Linked DNA regions of Mus musculus: region 1 is linked to region 2. Evidence: chromatin contacts called from ENCODE Hi-C data. All regions are on one chromosome and are shown on one strand. Each heading gives the region's core, a stretch centred on a gene start or an enhancer-like site at or near the end of the contact. The rest is flanking DNA. Distances are from core to core; before and after follow the strand shown.

Evidence for each region. A loop is a pair of places that touch in the nucleus more often than their neighbours do.
Region 1: a loop to region 2 is called in a map of left cerebral cortex, with 2.3 times the contacts of the local background. The contact joins two enhancer-like sites. A Hi-C loop is called at or near these places in 3 of 37 maps with a recorded cell type or tissue (left cerebral cortex and v-Abl transformed pro-B cells).

The regions. Positions count from the first base shown.
Region 1 is chr1:154,613,538-154,617,544 of GRCm38, forward strand. The region is part of intron 6 of Cacna1e (calcium channel, voltage-dependent, R type, alpha 1E subunit); the gene reads right to left. Among named protein-coding and RNA genes, the nearest start is that of Cacna1e, 110 kb to the right of the region's middle. Within about 2 kb of position 2,438, at least 1 of the 3 ENCODE cell types and tissues checked has a DNase peak (open chromatin) inside an H3K27ac peak, as active enhancers do; it is left cerebral cortex, where a contact is called at or near this core.
Region 2 is chr1:154,284,940-154,288,467 of GRCm38, forward strand. No RefSeq gene overlaps it. Among named protein-coding and RNA genes, the nearest start is that of Gm30465, 23 kb to the left of the region's middle. Within about 2 kb of position 1,360, at least 1 of the 3 ENCODE cell types and tissues checked has a DNase peak (open chromatin) inside an H3K27ac peak, as active enhancers do; it is left cerebral cortex, where a contact is called at or near this core.

The DNA.
Region 1 (4,007 bases), core at 1,188-3,687, 330 kb after region 2:
TGTGTTCATAAATCTTAAGAGGAGAACTTATTATTACCACTCTAGTAAACTGTAATTCACAGATACATTCTAAATACTTACCCTTATACCCATAGATAGGTATAGCTTCCAACTCTCACCAAAGAAACTTTGCTTTGCAACAAGCAGAGACTGTTACAGAAAACCAAATCTGGTCAACATGCAGAGTACAACTACAAAGGGGTGCCTGACCATAATGGATATTTTTAGTATAACTCCTATACCCAAGGTTCAAAGAAAAATGGTGGAAGAGGGGGCAGAAAGACTCTAAGAGCCATAGAACCAGGAAATCTACTATAAGCTTGTGTCTCTTAGAAATAACCTGGGCACTTCACCAACAACACTTCAACAATATTGCTGTCTAACCAGGATCTTTCTACCTCTTTGAAGGTAGAAAAGGTTTCTCCATAAAGTCTCTCCTGACTACTCCAGAAAGATATTTCATGGCTGTCTTTATGCCCTGCAGTACTTGGTCCATATGCTTAAAGGCCTTCAACACAGTACTAAGACAGCCACAGAACACAAATTGTGCTTGGTCCATATGCTCAAAGACCTGCAACAAAGTACTAAGATAAGACAGGCACAGAACACAAGTCATGCTTCTCTCCTCAAGACCAGGAGCTTCTGCCTTCCCATAGCTAATAGGCCCAGGAGTCACAAAGTAAGCACTCTGGTATGTGGTACATAAATTAATCTGACCTCTTCAAATCACCTACTTTTTCCAATTCTGTTCTAACTCATGGAAGCAGGGAGGAATTGAAAGAAACGGGGCTATCTAGTTCAACAAGGCAAAACTCTCCATCTGAGTAGCTATAAAACCTTGAACAGACCTGGATCACTTGGTTTATAAAATAAAGACTAATCAAAGTCACCCTCAAGACTATATACACACAGTAGGTATCAGATGAATAGATTAGGCATACCTGTCTCTAGTTTTTCTGTCTTTTATCGCTCATATTTTTTTCTAGTCTGATGTTTATAGAGATCTCAGGTACATGTTTTGTCCTGGGAGAAGAGAAGAAAGGAGATAAAAGAGGCCCATAGATATCTGATGGAGACGGAATGTTCGCCCACTGAGAGAGTCACAACTGCAGCCCTGGAAAACAAAATACCATTGGCAAAACACAGCATACTCCCTTGTCTCCTCTAAAACCAACTGCCCATTCACTACTGTATAGACCCCCAACTGTAAAGCCACAGAGGGTCCAAATCTCAAGGAGGCTATAAATACTGGGTGGGTCTAATGAAAGAGATAGGTGGCCATAGCTGTAGAGAATATGGAAACTCTTCCCAATTACAACAGGAATTTAATTAAGGAGGAGTATGAGACGTAGATGATTTACAACCCCAGGCTGCTCCTTTGTTACAAGAGTAGAGAGAGCCACAGGAGTCCTGCCTGCCCTTGGCCCTCTATCCCTATATTCTTACTTGTCATTCTTCCTGAGTCTTCCTCCTTCTTTGGTCTTGAGGACTTAGGTCCCTACCCCAAGGACAGCGCAACCTCAGACACATGTCACTGATTCACTGTCCCAGCATATACAAAATCGGGAGCTTCTACTTCCTCGGTTGTTATCCTCTCCCTTTCTACTTCATCTAGCTCTGTATTGGGAATCCTATACAGGACTTCTGGTGCTCATGAAAGACCCTTCATTAAACCCAACCAAAAGACGACTGATGAATGGTTTCGATCAACTAAAACCTTCAGAAAGGACAACGGGCTACCCACATGCACACGCACACAGAGAATCTGAGCACAGACAGGTACACATGCACATCTGCACAAACACACATTGAGCTGTGTGCAGGAGATGACGACCACTCCTTCAAGAGAAGACTCTTGAAATGGCATTTGGACAGGTGACAATGCTGTGACCTAAAGGCATCATTCTTCCTCCTCTTCCATCTGCCCTTTATCAGGCACATGGGATCAGAACAGGTAGTGGTGCATGCTGCAGTGAAAGGCAGGAAGTTAATTAAATAAGGAGCCTCCTTCCCAGAAAAGAGAAAAAACCCACTCACTTCAGGTTGCATATGATTTTCAGTGCTACACTAGTGTGTGTGTGTGTGTGTGTGTGTGTGTGTGTGTGTGTGTGTATGTGTGTGTATGTGTGTGTGTATGTGTGTGTGTGTGTGTGTGTGTGTATGTGTGTGTGTATGTATGTGTGTGTGTGTATGTGTGTGTGTGTGTGTGTGCGTGTGCGTGTGCGTGTGCGTGTGTGTACCTGCCTGCAGGAGGCTTCTTTCCAAGTGCCTGAGACAAAGTCTTTACCCTTGGACAAAGAGGCTCATAGCTGCAAGCTGCAGCATGCCTATGACCTGCAGTACTGCAGGACAAAGCACCACACTGTGTGAATCTCTTCAGCTCGGTCTCCCATCTTTCTCTCTCTTTGCCACCCACTTCTCCACTTGCTAACAGCACCCACCCGAGATTCAGCTTAAATAACCTACTTTGCAGCTTCGTTAGCTCTAAATGGAAGTCGTAAGACAAAAATGCAATAAATAACATGGGTACAAAAGACAGGTCTGTACCCCTCTCTCACTCTGTCACACTCAAGCACACGTAGACTAAATAAACACCAGCAATTAAGCTCTGTGGCAACCTTTCCTGGACATATGATGCAATGGGGGTTGGGGTGCTCATAGTAACATCTCTATAGAATAGCAAGGGCTATAGGCTGTGTCACCAGACTACTGACATTTAGGCAATGGGATTTGAAGTGCTGGGAACCATAAAAACTCTCCGCAAAGAGAGTATCACAGTGATCTAATCATGGATATCTTGCTGCTGTTCCTTCATAGCTTGACCCTGGAGCACACTCCTAGGGGGCTGTCCTACCATCCCAAAGCCATCTGATAAGGACAACCAGCCTGTCAACTAGAGAGGAAAGAAGATGACAGAAGCCAGAATGGAAACACAGAGAAAGGGAAAGGGAAGCTGTCGACAGATACAGCAACCTAACTGACTCTTCCAGCATGGTTCATTTTCGGGGGACATGTACTATCAAAGTCTTGAACCTGTGCACACAAGAGGTGTAGCATGCCTCATGCCCTTTTAATTCTGCCTTTGCTTCCATATTGTTAAGGAAGCTGATGATAGCTCTGATGATAGAAGAGATACCCTCAAAGGCATGTGGGGTACATACCAAGATCATTCAGATGTACATGGAGTCCCATGGGAAGGAACCCAAGCTACTACACTTACTTTTGTCTCTAATCACTGAGAAACGTGTTTTTTATAAAACTATTCTATTGCGGCTTTGTTTTATATTATCAATGAAATGATCAAAAAAGGTCATGATATTTTAAGGTTTTGTACACAAAGAAAGGAGAATGATACTAATAATATTCTGGGTATACATTTTACCTTTATTTCCAAGGGACCTCTCTGACCATATCTGTCAAAACATGTTAGAAGATAATGTGTGGAACATCTTCTTTATAAATCTCAATAATAGAGATTAACACGTATGCTTATAATCTTATGTTATTTTCATGACAGCTTACATCCATGGAGCATTATCTGGTTCACAAAGAGCTCCTCCATATTTTTATCTAGTTACTGAAAGCCACTTTGAGAACTAAGTACTGAATCTATAGTCAAACTCACAGTAGAGGAAAATGACTATTACAGGTCAAATGGCTTGCCTAAAGTCATCAAAGGAGACAGAAATGGTAAAGAAATAAAACCTGGGAGCCAACATGGATGTGCTCAGTGTAGCTCAATGCCTAACATTACCACATTCCTTAATGAATTCACCAGTCAGCTCAGCCATATCAGTTCCCTAAGATACTCATTTGGTGACAAGTCATAGAAGTGACTATTAGACCTCAAAACACACACACACACACACACACACACATACACACAAAACCTTCAGTGTCATTAGAACAGAAAAGAAACCGTGGGTATCAAGCAGCTAATAGCTATATTCATTTACAAGTTAATTATTTATATTGGTATAATTACATAAATAGATCATATTGATTTA
Region 2 (3,528 bases), core at 110-2,609:
ATGCTCCTCGGCAATCCACGTGGTCCTTCCCTGGAGACCTGGGAAAGTGGGACTCATTCTGACTTTGTTCTTCTTCCTTTGGGAATTTCTTAGTATTTGAAGCTGTTTTTCTAATTTAATATTATTCATTTCTTGTATTCTTTGTCTTTGTATGTTTTTGTTCTGTGAGGAATTTTTTCAAGGTTATCTGCCAAGTATATGTTCATGCTTTCAAAGTTTTCACTTCAGAGAGAGCTTTAATATTTGATTTTTGAATGTTCCCTCATTTTAAAAGAGAACACTATGTTTGTTTCAACAATAAAACTCTTGAAAAAATATTGATTCTCTCTCTCCCCCATCTGTACACACACACACACACACACACACACACACAAACACACACACACACACACAGAGAGAGAGAGAGAGAGAGAGAGAGAGAGAGAGAGAGAGAGAGAGAGAGAGAGAATGTCTTTGTCTTGAAAGTCTTCTAAATACCTTTTTAAAAAATTTTCTTTTCTTAAAACGATGTTGTGGGCTAAGGAGGTTTTGGTATGAGAGAGCCTTTTCTCAAACATCTGGAAGTTCTGGTCTGTCCTTTCGAGATGAAAAGCAGGCACCGAGAAGCTCCTTGCTGGCGAATGGGAGCTGTCAACTATAAATAGCTTCATTGTTAGGAGACCTGGCTAGGCTGCTTCACTGTGGACCATGTCCTGTTGTGATAGCAGGGATGGCCTAGGTAGTAAGGCTCTGGCTGCAGATGCAGAAGGCTCTTAAATCCTGCCTGAGAGTCCCAGGAGTCCTGTTGTTAGGAAAGCATCTCTGGCTTTCCTGTTCCCTGTCTCCATCCCAGCAACCCTCTAGTCCACTCCATGGAGTCCTTTGCTATGGCGCAAGAGCAAAGCCTTGGACATGTAGAGAGTAAGAAGATGCCACTGGATGCTTCCTGCCTCTTAAACCAGTTGTCAGCCATTTCTCCTATGTCCATCTTTATTTTCCACCCTTGTTGTTGGACGTCTCTTGTGCTTTCCTGGGCTCTACTGTTCAGTTGCTTCTGCTGCCAGCTAAAAGCTCAGCCTTCGGAGCTTTGCAGAGTCTGTTAGCAAGAGTCCATCTGCTTTGCTTGTTTGTTTGATATTATTTCCTTTCCTTTGTTTGTGTCCCCCAAGATGTATTCCTTTTGAAAAAGATCCCTGTGTTGTTTCTGGTAAGGTTTCTAGAGACAGAGAAGATCTGTCTGCTCAGGCCACCAGTCTTCAGGAAGCATATAACTAGCCATGTGGCAGAATCTCCTATTGGGACCTTTGCCAGAGGCTTCTACATCTACAGGCTCGGCACCTTCCTTCTTGATAGTGTGTCTGTGTCTGAACCTTGTACAGAGCACTCTGCTTGCATATATAACATGATTACATAAGGCGTTTGGATCTTCTCACTGGATTATAAACTGCTTGAGTAAAGAAGTCCTGTTAGCTATTTTTACATCCTTAAGATCTAGCACACAACCAGGCGCCTGCATGCCCAAGGAAGGCATGTTGAAGTGAGCAGAAACTGTATGCCGTTTTCTGTGAGTGAACTCAACTATATAAAGAGAAGTCTAGTTATTTGATGGCAGGAAGCCCCCAAATTAAGTGTTTTCCCAGATCCTTTTTCCTCGCTCATGGAATGATGAGTAGTGGGATTTTAGACTAAAGTTTGCCTAAGAAACTGCCCTTTTAATCTAGGACATGCAGAGGAAAGGGTTACTCACCCCAGGAACTATGGTGATCATGAATCAAAGAAATGAAGGGCTGATTTTTGTCAGTGAGTTATTCAGGTGTCCTGGTTGCAGAGAGAGAGGTGTTTATGATCACTATCTCTTGTATAACAGGTGTTGTATCACAGTGTGATTTGGAATGAGTGTTCTATACTCTTCTGTTCCCTCATGGCCTCAGAGCATACTTAGCCTAGCATGTCCTAGTAAAGAGCATATCTTCACAGGCAAGGCTGCTCAGAGCTAGGTGTAGATGAAGAGCCTCGGAAGTTTGTGGGACCAATCATCACATCAAGAGGATCTTGGGCTCAAGTCTCCCTACTGGGACTCCAGCTAAAAGTAACAGTTTGGGATGCCAACTGGGTTGACCATGAACACTGTTTCTTCCCCTAAAGTCAAGTCATCAAACAGGATAACTCTTTCTGGTAACTAAGAAGCCACCGGCAGCTATTTCAACAGCTGGACCTTGATCTTTCAGTTGAAGAATCTAGACTTTGCAAAACTGGCTTGGGTTAGCAGACTGAACATCTGGGAGGTCCACAGAGTTATGGAAGTCTTTGGAAGTCACGGGAGCCCCGTCTAGGCAGGATGGACAGGCAGTGGAAGAATAGGAAGCAGCAGCAGGGAGATGAGAAGCCAGATCGCACCTGCAGGCTCACAATGGGCATCTGCTCTTCGGACTGAGCTGAAGAGGCAATGATGTGCAACTTAAATGAACAAGTCCTACCAAAACACCTAAGTCTTCGCACGATTTTTCTCTGCTGAATGATCTGGGCTTCAGAAGTATTCTTTCTTAAGATCCCATGTTCCCATTTGCATCTAGTGCTTCATGCTGCGGTGTGTCACTTCACTTCAGATGGCAGCTTACCACTCACGGTGGTGACAGTGTTTAGCCAGAACTGGAGAAGAAGCATTGGAGAGAACAAGTGAAGGAAATCAAGACGCTCTAGACACGTCTGGGGAAACACCCCTGTCAGGAATCTGTCGGCCTAGTTGGGTCATTGCCATGACATCACATGCAGTTATAAAATACAGGCAGCTCTGTGAGCCAGGATGATTGACCAGGTGGACATGCACACACACACACACACACACACACACACACACACACACACACACACACACACACACACGCCTGGAAGAAACTAGACTTCCACAGCCAGAACAGCCTCACCAAGGAGAGCAACTGCAATTCTGGAATGGACATGCATGATTCAGCCTCTCCAGTCTCCTTTTATTTATTTTCCTTTTCTTTATAATCAGTTTCAACAACAAATGAAATTTAGACATAGATCTGAATGTCACTGAATTGCAAATACAGCGTTGCCCTCAGAAAACCCAGATACTCTTGAAGGAAAGGCCAAATGAGGATACAGATCTTCCAGTGGCGGATCAGACCACCCAAGCTGTGGCCTCCATTGGGTGACTCTTCCCTGTTGAGATCATGGGTGAGAACAGGGGCATGCATGTAAACAAAAAAAGCCCGTTGATAGATGTGATCCTGGGCAGGTGAATTAACGTCTTTAAACCTTAGTTTCCATACTTGATAAGGCAGGAAAAAATACCATTATTTCATAGGCTCCCTCTGAATGTTATCCAGGACACAGGCACAGGGAACCTCACACAGAGCTTGCAACTGCTTGTCCAGAGAATGCCAGGAAAAAAATGAGGATTTCTTCAGTTCCTTCTTGTGGCTTCCTATTGTGTGATCAGGAAGTGTAGGACATCCCTCAGCCACTCTGAAGACACTTTTCTGGATGTGGTGAAAGAAGTCTCTCAAAGAAAGTGAGGGAATACAA